Regions from separate parts of the Homo sapiens genome. Here region 2 is linked to region 1. Evidence: read pairs that join two places in POLR2A ChIA-PET (ENCODE). Cell type or tissue: Panc1. All regions are shown on one strand. Links, peaks and the distances in the headings refer to the core of each region. The heading gives the core; the rest is flanking DNA. Region 1 overlaps RAP1B (RAP1B, member of RAS oncogene family). Region 2 has its middle 18 kb from the start of MDM1.

Evidence for each region. Peaks named below come from ENCODE experiments on the same cell type or tissue, not always from the same donor. Only the 100,000 strongest peaks of a DNase experiment are listed, where the experiment ranks them.
Region 2: POLR2A ChIA-PET joins it to region 1 with 7 read pairs; 23 of 35 experiments call an interaction of 5 or more read pairs at or near these places.

What each region holds. Positions count from the first base shown.
Region 1 is chr12:68,614,795-68,620,180 of GRCh38, reverse strand. The region is part of intron 1 of RAP1B (RAP1B, member of RAS oncogene family); the gene reads right to left. Among named protein-coding and RNA genes, the nearest start is that of RAP1B, 6.6 kb to the right of the region's middle. RefSeq lists an enhancer at 3,723-4,494. In Panc1, for the core only: no CTCF peak of the experiment used is centred there; no DNase peak of the experiment used is centred there; H3K27ac peaks cover 4,909 bases.
Region 2 is chr12:68,348,118-68,353,503 of GRCh38, reverse strand. No RefSeq gene overlaps it. Among named protein-coding and RNA genes, the nearest start is that of MDM1, 18 kb to the right of the region's middle. In Panc1, for the core only: no CTCF peak of the experiment used is centred there; no DNase peak of the experiment used is centred there; H3K27ac peaks cover 3,172 bases.

The DNA.
Region 1 (5,386 bases), core at 259-5,258:
CACCAAGAAACAGCATTCTCCTGAAAGGTAAAAAAAGGATCATTCTACAGGTGTGTTTTTGAAAAGTGTCTACTTAAGGTAAGACAACACACCAAATTCTCAGGTCAAAAAGACATTACTAAACTTGAAACTTACAGCTTTACTATGGAAAAGTTATCAAATATTTTAAAACTGAGAAAGTCAACTACTAAAAATCTACTTAAGGATTATGTTAGACTTTGGACACAAGGGAATTCTGTCTATAGATGAGCAGTCAGGTATACAAAACAAATATTAAAACCAAAAATAGGCTTAAAAATAACTATTATCTAATCCATTACCAAGACCAAAAGTTGAATGGAATGCACAGAGAAGACTACAAAGAAGTTAAACTGATTATATATTAATAGGAGATTTTAAGATAAAGCACATGAAAACATTGCTTCACATTTATCTATGGCTCCCATTCCTGTTTCCAACAAAAATATAAACAAAATAAATCAAAGAAGACATTAAACACTGAGAGCAAAGCATGGAAAAATAAGTAATACAAAATACATTAGACAGTTGGGAATATTTTAATAGCATTTTCAGATAAATCTGGATACTGGTCTTTGACACTACACCAAAGCTCAGCAATTGGTTGCAATATGGAACAGGATACCTTATTGATAAACTTTTATGTTCTCTATAACATTAAAATCCATTGGTCTAGCTGACACTTTGTAAAGATTTCTTACCCATGTATGATTTTTATAATACTATGCATTGATCATTTGGAAATACTGACTCAGTTATGCAGATAATCAAATAATGACAGATTTCATTATATACTTACAGCAGCTGATACAAGCTTTCTAAAATTTTTGCTTAAAATCTAGGAACTTTATCATCGACCATAAATACTACCACTATTTTCCCTAAAGCAAAGCCTCACTGTTTTCAAGAAAATGTCAGCCTAATGCCCAAGTCTGGCATTCTTTTAAGCAAAAATGGCATTATATGAAGATTGATTCAGCGTGTGACTCAATCACACAAATACTTTCCCTAGAAACAACCATTATATTTCAGTATGCTGCCAAGTGTTTTTGTTTTGTTTTTCGAGACAGGGTCTTGCTCTGTCACCCAGGTTGAAGCGCAGTGGCACGATCACAGCTAACTGCAGCCTCCAACTCCTGGGCTCAAGAGATCCTTCCACCTCAGCCTCCAGAGTAGCTGTAGATGTGCATGACCACACTAACTTTTTTTTTTTTAATAGGAGAGACAGGCTCTCACTACATTGCCCAAGCTGGACTTAGCCTCCCAAAGTGCTGGGAGGCTTGCTGTCCATGGCCTCGCCAGTGTTTTAAGCATACTTCCCATTTTGTTACAGTATATTAAAGATGTGTACAAAGGTAGAGATTTAGTTTAAAATTTTTTTACTTCTTCATCAAGAGCATTTAGGTGAAACTTAAAAAAAAATCTGAGTGCATGGCAGTGAATAATACAATGATTACTAGGACAGTGAAGTACTCTAACCTGGTTTATTCTAAAGCGCCAGAAGTTTTATCCACCACTGTTTTTATACTACAGGTACAAATGTCACTACAAAGAAAACGGCAAAGAATGTCTCAGTATTATAAAAATAGTTTTGCACTTGTAGACTCGCCAAAAATGTCTAGGGGACCTCCAGGATTCCTTGGACCATACCTTGAAAATACTGATCTAGGTAATTCATTTGTTACACTAATCAAAACTCACAATTATTTATTAGTCCTTATTCATACTTTAATGGGATTCTTAAGCAATGCCATAGGAGAATAAAAGCTTTATAGGGCCAGGCAAGGTGGCTCACGCCTGCAATCCCAGCACTTTGGGAGGCCGAGGCGGGCAGATCACAAGGTGAGGAGTTCGAGACCAGCCTGGCCAATATGGTGAAGCCCCGTCTCTAAGAAAAATACAAAAAAAATTAGCCAGGCGTGGTGGCGCATGCCTGTAATCCCAGCTACTCGAGAGGCTGAGGCAGGTGAATTGCTTGAACCTGGGAGCAGAGGTTGCACTGAGCGAAGATTGTGCCACTGCATTCTAGCCTGGGCGACAGACTCCACCTCAAAAAAAAAAAAAAAAAAAAAAAAAGCTTTATAGAACAAGAACTAATACAGCTGGGTATGGTGGCTCATGCCTGTAATCCTAGCAGTTTGGGAGGTGGAGGCGGGCAGATTACTTGAGCTCAGGAGTTCAGACCAGCATGGGCAACATGGTGAGACCCCGTCTCTACAAAAAATACAAAAATTAGCTGGGCATGGTGGCATGCGCCTGTAGGCCCAGCTACTTGGGGAGCTGAGGCTGGAGAATGGCTTGAATCTGGGAGGTTGAAGCTGCAGTGAGCCAAGTTTGTGCCACTGCACTCCAGCCTGGGTGACAGAGTGAGGCTGTCAAAAAAAAAAATAGTACATTACTGTATTATTTTATGGTTTATGAAACATTCATGAGTAATACTGCATTTGATCCTCAACAACTCTAACAACAGTATGTCATCATTCTCACTGAGGAGGCAAGGAGGTTGGAAAGCTTCAGAAGGAAAGTACACATTTTGCTTTAAAAAAGTCATTGTAGTGATGGCATTACGGATGATACTCATTTTCTTCTTTATACTTTTCTATATTTTAAACATTGGTAAGAACGTCAAAAAGACATATTTGAACTCAGCCAATCTTATAAATACAAATCAGTACACTATCTCAAGTTTGTTAATTTCAAGAGCAGTAGGAGAAAACAACAGATAACATATGTTATATATCTCATCCTATCCCTCAATTCAAGATTCCAGAGGAATTCCTGCATTTTGCTATTGTATTGAGAAGCTTGTGGATAACTTAGAAGCATCAGCCACAAATATGTTGGCACAATGTAGTAATAGGATTCCACATTCTAACTGCAACTTTAAAACACAAGGTAACAAACAGCTGGATGCAACATACATACCTTTTGGCGCATAAAAACTAAGTAAAAATAGATTATATATATAGTCCTTATTTTATTGATACCCTTTCAGTTCTATTAACTGAGAACTTAGAAAGTCCCTGAATTTAGTATAAAGTAACTTTGAAAAATATATTCTAATGTGAGGATAAATTTTAGAATACACAGATAATTATAATTTCATTTTACCCAGCATTTTCCATTTCCTTTCCAGAAGCTTTCACCAAAAATTGCTACTAAATAGACAAAACATGTTTCCTTTCATCTTTTTCCCTTCCTACAAGGCAAAGAAAAAGGAAACAGGTAGAGGCAATCCACCACTTCGGCAATCAGTTCACTGTATATTTTTAAAATAAAGTTACTTAGTGAAATGCTGGGCCAGGCACAGTGGCTCATGCCTATAATCCCAGCACTTGGGAGGCCAAGATGGGCAGATCCCTTGAGCCCACGAGTTTGAGGTGAGCTTGGGCAACATGGCGAAACGTCTCTACAAAAAATACAAAACCTGGCCGGGCGCGGTGGCTCATGCCTGTAATCCCAGCACTTTGGGAGGCCAAGCCAGGTGGATCACCTGAGGTCAGGAATTCGAGACCAGCCTGACCAATATGGTGAAATCCCCTCTCTACTAAAAATACAAAACTTAGCTGGGTGCGGTGGTGTGCGCCTGTAGTACTAGCTAAGGCAGGAGATCTGCTTGAACCTGGAGGCGGAGGTTGCAGTGAGCTGAGATTGCACCACTGCACTCCAGCCTGGGGGACAGAGAGAGACTCCGTCTCAAAAAAAAAAAAAAAAAAAAAAAAAATTAGCCAGGCACAGTATTCCCAGCTACTCGGGAGGCTTAGACTGGAGGACTGCTTGACCCCTGGAGGCGGAGGCTGTGGTGAACTGAGATCGTGCCACTGCACTCCAGCCTGACTGACAGAGCGAGACTCTGTCTCAAAAAAAACAAAAAACAAAACAACAACAACAAAAAAACAAAGGCCGGGCACAGTGGCTCACGCCTGTAATCCCAGCACTTTGGGAGGCCGAGGCAGGTGGATCTCGAGGTCAGGAGATCCAGACCATCCTGGCTAACACAGTGAAACCCCGTCTCTACTAAAACACAAAAAATTAGCCAGGTGTGGTGGCGGGCGCCTGTAGTCTCAGCTACTCGGGAGGCTGAGGCAGGTGAATGGCGTGAACCCTGGAGGCGGAGCTTGCAGTGAGCGGAGACCGTGCCACTGCACTCCAGCCTGGGCGACAGAGTGGGACTCCATCTCAAAAAAAAAAAAAATCCAAATTATTTACTAGAGTTTTTAATGGATGCTCACTTCCTTTATTCAGTCTATCTGCACAACAGTTAAAAACATTCAATCCCCCAGTACCGGAAAAAAAATCACAAGTTATGAAACCAGAATTCAGCTAAAATTTAAAAGGTCTCACTGATATATGTATATGTGTGTGTGTATGTATGTGTATATATATACACATGTATAACTACAAAAACATAAAGTAAAAGTAATTACAAGTAAGCTTTAGGAAATGGTTTGATATAAAACTCAAACTCACAAGATTAAATAATTACTCTCTATGGTCAGAGAGACAGATTTGTAACTCAAAAGAACATTTCTAGTATGCAGGCACCTCATACACAATCTAAGTAATTTTTTTTTTTTTGACAGTCTCACTCTGTCGCCCAGGTTGGAGTGCAGTGGAGCGATCTTGGCTCACTGCAACCTCCGCCTCCCAGGTTCAAGCGATTCTCCTGCCTCAGTCTCCCAAGCAGCTCGGATTACAGGCACCTCCCACTACGCCCAGGTAATTTTTTGTATTTTGAATTGTATACTGATATCACAGAATATACTCCTCCTGTACAATAAAAATCAGATGGAAATTCTGTAACTCATGTTGTAAATATTTTTATTTTAGGGAATTTAAATTAAAAAAAACTGGTACATTTCCCCCACATTTTCATTTTTTCCTGTTTTAAGGTTCTTTGGAAAGTTTTAAAAATTTTGACCCTCTACTGATTCAAAGGAAAAAAAATCTTTCTAAATTACTGCTTAAATAATCAGTTGCTACTGTACCCTTGATTTGACCAACATTAGGAATAAATAGTCCAATGTTATGAAATACGGAATGTAAGTGATACTATTTTTTGTTGCTGGTGAATTTTAAAAAGTGATGTTTTTAAGGCAGCACAAAAGTTCCTGATAACTTTTCTTGTTTAAAATAGAAACTCTCCACGACCAAAGAGACTTGTTTTAGAATCCAGTGCTCAACTGGGTTCAAAGTACAACAGATTACATACAAATCAGTTTTTACTGCAAATGGATAAATTCATCTATTCTTTGTAGCTACTGCTTCCACTGTGCTTATGAGATTTACAAAGAACTTAAGACCTCAAATGGCAATTAGTACCTTTCAATACCATTGCAAAATAATCTATGAACACAGAAAAACACTA
Region 2 (5,386 bases), core at 276-5,275, 270 kb after region 1:
ATGTTGATATGAATTTGCCAACATGTTGATAGGTATAACTTGTAAAGAGGGCTGTCTGGTTCAATATTGGCTTAAAGCAGGGAAGAGGGTTTCTTTACTGCAGGGCTTCCTTGCACCTTTAATATGTTAATATGCATTGGTGATCTCTTAAAGGGGGAATAAATATTTCATCAATTCTAAGTAGCACTTCCCTCTGTACTTTATTATCTCTGAGGTAGGATGCTTCTTACAGTCAGTGGTATCTTATAGCAGTTGTTGGTCAGGCAGCAGTTTTGCCATGGTTGTCATTGCCTGGGTACATGCGATGTTGGCCATAGCTATTTTTGTTGTCACATCAGCTGAGTTAGGTATATTCCTAGCACAGCATAGAATGATGTTTCATTGCTCTTTAAAGTATCTTCATAAAGATCACACCATGAATTGGTATTGACATGAAAAGTTACTGTATATGTCAAAAGGTATGGAAACAGAGCAGTCGGGTATATACAAGATCTTAGAGCAGCAGAAGCTCATCATTGTAGGTTAACTACATGTCTTAGTCTATTTGAGCTGCTATAGCAAAATGCCACAAACCGAGTAGCTTACAAGCAACAGAAATTTATTTCTCGAAGTTCTGGAGGCTAGAACATCCAGGGTGAAGGCTCTGGCAGATTCAGAGTCTGGTAAGGGGATACACTTTCTGGTTCATGGATGGTGCTTTCTCACCATGTCTTCTCATGGTGGAAGCGTCAATGAGATTCTCTCAGGCCTTTTTGCTGTTGTTGTTAAAGTGAAAACAAGTTTATTAGGAAAGTAAAGAAACAAAAGAATGGCTATTCTATAGGCAGAGTAGCCACATGGGCTGCTTATAGTTATTTCTCGATTATATGCTAAACAAAGGGTGGGTTATCACGAGTTTCCTAGGAAAAGGGTAGGCAATTCCCTGAACTGAGGGTTCCTGTTCCTCCCCTTTTTAGGCCATACAGGTTAACTTCCTGACATTGCCATGGCATTTGTAAACTGTCATGGCACTGGCGGAGTGTCTTTCAGCTTGCTAATGCATTATAATTAGCATATAATGAGCAGTGAGGATGACTAGAGGTCACTTCCATCCCCATCTTGGTTTCAGTGGGTTTTGGCCAGCTTCTTTTCCTCAACCTGTTTAATCAGCAGGGTCTTTGTGACCTGTATCTTGTGCCAAACTCCTATCTCATCCTGTGACTAAGAATGTCTAATCTCCTGGGAATGGAGCCAAGTCGGTCTCATCCTTATTTTACCCAGCTCCTATTCAAGATGGAGTTGCTCTGGTTCAAATGCCTCTGACATGTTTTCCCCTCCCTTTTTACAAGGGGACCCTTAATCCTAACGGTTACAGAGGGATGAAGAGTCACCCTCTGTAACTTCTTCAGGCTGAATAGGGGCTGAATATTCCTGTCTCAGGCATTTTTTAATGTGCACTAATCCCACTCATAAAGGCTCTGTCCTCAGGACCTAATCACTTCCCAAAGGCCCCACCTCCTGTTACCATCACCTTGGGGGTTAGGATTTCAATGTATGAATTTTAGGAGGACAAACATCTAGCCCACAGCACTACAGTTCCTTATCTTCTTGCAAAGCAATAACCAAATGCTTGATAGAACTTAAGAAAGGAAGATACCCAGTAGCTAGGGCTATATTTGTTACCGAGGTAGGCGCACAAGGAGTGGCTACCACTCACCAAGGGAGCAACACAACTGAAACCAGGAAAATCGCCAAATCCCTGGGGAAAGCATTGTGTCCTAATTTAATTGGCATTGCTTTTTCTTTCCTAGTGGTATGTAATCAATAACTTTGTAGATTTGATGACATATGTTAGTGTGAAGCGTTTTCAATCTTATTTGACCACAGGCTCTTGTTTCCCTAGAAACATCTCTTGGAACTACTGTTCTGTAGAATTGAATAATGATAATATTTAATACTTACAATTAGCCAGTCAGTATTTACATTTTTCACCTATATTAACTAAATTAATTCTCACTACCATCTCATGAAATAGGCACTATTGGCCGGGCGCAGTGGCTCAAGCCTGTAATCCCAGCACTTTGGGGGACTGAGGTGGGTGGATCACCTGAGGTCGGGAGTTCGAGACCAGCCTGACCAACATGGAGAAACCCCGTCTCTACTAAAAATACAAAAAAAAATTAGCCAGGCATGGTGGCGCATGCCTGTAATCTCAGCTACTCGGGAGGCTGAGGCAGGAGAATTGCTTGAACCTGGGAGGCAGAGGTTGTGGTGAGCCGAGATCGTGCCGTTGCACTCCAGCCTGGGCAACAAGACGGAGTGAAACTCCATCTCAAAAGACAAAAACAGAAACAAATACAAACAAAAAGAAATAGGCACTATTATTTTCCCCATGTTGCAGATGAGGAAACTGAGGCACATGGACATTAAGTAACTTGCCTAAACTCACACAGCTAGTGTAGTAGAGCAAGGATTCAAACCCAGGCAGATTGTGTGTTCTTTAGCAGTAGGGCCCATAGTTTGGAAAACGCTATTCTAGCCACAGACTAGGGAGGAGAATGCTGCAAATCCGACTCATAGCTAAAAAATGAATAAGTGGCACAACCACCACTGCTTCTTAAAATAGCAGGAATCTACAGGGAAATATAAAGATTTCTTTGCTCTTTGTTTATATTGTGAATGTGTTGTTACCTTTTGTATATGCCTTGTTCACTCCCTCCAGGTTGTGAACATTAAGAAAGAAAGTCACTGTCAGTGCGACACTGAAGTAGTACAAGTTTAACCTGAAGAAAATACCAGAATAAGCCGGATAAATATCAGCGCCAATGTAGGCCAGATCTGAATGCCCTGAAATGATCCATTACCTTACAGGTTGCTGCTGCAGTGAAAGGGAAGCTGTTGCTTTTTTTTTCCCCCACAAAGTTGGCGGGGGGGGGGGGCACTTATAGAAACTAAACCACTTTGTGCCACTCTTCCCATCTTTCAAATTGCTACTCTTTGTGAGATAAATTTCAATGAACCAGATGGACTTGCTGAGAGAGGTACCAATCTTCTATTAGCTCAGTCCCTAGGGAAGAGGCAGGTGACAGAAGGAGTTAGGCAGAAAAATAAACCAGAGAACAAAAGATGGTGTCATTGCTTGGAGCCGTGGTGATGTTCAGGTGCCAGGGGCTCAAGTTTCCCAGGCAGCTGAGCTAGGAGGATGATTTTGCTTACTCCATCTTAAGAGGTTTCAAACTCTGCAACATGGTTTCTCCACATGCGGGTTGCTTCTGAAGATTTGTTTGGTCTCCCTGAGATATGTCTGGCCCTGTACAAGCTGCTAGTGAAAACAACACTAGTACCTAATGGTAATTTAAGGAAATTATACTGTTCCGGAGACAAAATGCTGTTCAGTTGCTATGTATCTGTGCCAACTGGGTAAGAAAGGAAGATGATTCACAGCCCTGTCCAGTGGGACCGGTGAAATGCTTCATTACACCTTGGTTCCAGGCTGCTTTTTGGGGCAAATGCTTTGGCATTTGTGGATTCCAGAAGGATTGTAATGATTAGACATAGACCAAGGTTTAACTTGAATATTAACTTTATTTTTTTATTTAAATTTTAAAACCTGCACCAAGCTGAATTGGGTATTAACTTTTAGGAGAGAGAACACACAGGTGTTAGACCAGTTGTATAGGATCTTTCATGTTCTTCACCCAAGGTGGATAAAAGATATGGATTTAACCTTAATACATGAATTGTAGCCCCAAATGAATCAGATGGAGATGGCTATCTTCATGGCAGCTTGCTAAATGGCAGCTATTGAAATAAAAACAAAAGCAAAATGACTATTCCAGGGCTGAGAGACAGTTAACAAATGGAAAGTTCCAGTGTGCTGAAATAAGTCATCTTTGTATACAATAGCCACTCCACACATATATTATGGTACAAGCCAAGTGGTAATACAATTCTGACAAGGTTCATTACACTCAGTTTATAAATTAAGCTTCTGGGCTTAAGCCTCAGAGACACTCTTTATTCTGGGAAGCTGCAAACTATGAGGCACTTGATAAGAAACTGCTAGAAAGAATCCAGCTGTTAGCCATTATCATGTTTCTTTTGAGCATGCTGTACATGGTATGCATAGGTACAGAGAGAGCATCCAAGGAGATTAAAAACCATGGTTACATTAACGCACACCTATCTCAGGGGAACTGCACTGACTTTCCTCTCACAATGTAGGGATGCTTCCTGCAGTTTCTCTGCTTAATCTGGCAGGCTGCATTTGGAATCTGTAGTGCCTTGAGTCACTTTCAGCGGGGTTGGAGGATAGAAGCCACTAAAGCAGAATAGATGCTGGGGCAAGACAGCTAATAATCCACTTAAATGTCAGTCAGGGTTGTGTGCGACAGCTGAAACATCCTCTCACGCAAATATTTTGCTGGATGTAGAATGACATGTAGGTAACTACCTTTTCAGAGTCCTGTTAATTATCTTTGATACAATTAAAATCTGAAGTCTTTCACCCATATGGAAATCATCTGAGCTTAGGAAAAAAATATGTTTGAATACCAGTGAGGTGGTATAAAACATTCATTATATAACAAGGTTTCTTAATTCCTTTTCATTTTAAAGATGCCTACTACTGTAGGCAAGCATAACCATTTTAATAAATTTTTAGTCAGATTTGCAAAATCTCCATGTGGCAATCAGAGCAGAAGAGCTGGCCTCTCACCGGGAAGAGTTTTCTGAGGTAACAGGCCACTGGTTTTCTCTTCTCAAACTAAAAGCCAAGAGGTACAACTTCCTAATTAGGTCAGAGGAAAATGACTGATTAGTCCAATTCTACGACTTGCCACCTCAGTCTGGAGATGGGCTGTAGTCTTTCCTTCACACAAGGGAGGTGATGAGTGTTGGGGCAAGAGCCCAGCATTTGGGGCTGTCGCCTTGAGCATTAGGGTGTTGGCCGCTCAGCCAGACATCAAGGGATCATCCAGCCCCTTCGCACTCCCTTCTGAGGATGGACAGGACCTGGAGCTCAGGTAGGTGAAGGCTAGCTGCTGTTTTGGGGGATAATTGGCTGATTTCAAACAGATGCAAGCTAATATAGCTCTACATTATTTGTGAACAGCCAGAACTGTTCCTTTGTAACAAGGCAAAGAAAGTGCGGCTTTCAGAGCACAGCACATAGCACTTGTCCCTTTTCGGGATAGGGCAGTTAGTTGGGTAGTTGCCAATTTACAGGGATACTTATTTCATAACAGACTGATGGTTGGGCCCGAGTGAGCTCTCAAAGCAGTCCTATTGACCTCACCTAAAAATGGGGACAGGGGGACCAGCTCTTTTTAGGTTTCTTCTGTGATTCATTTAGAATCAGATAAATAAAAAATGACAAACTGCATCTTAAAAAAACGTGACTCCTGGC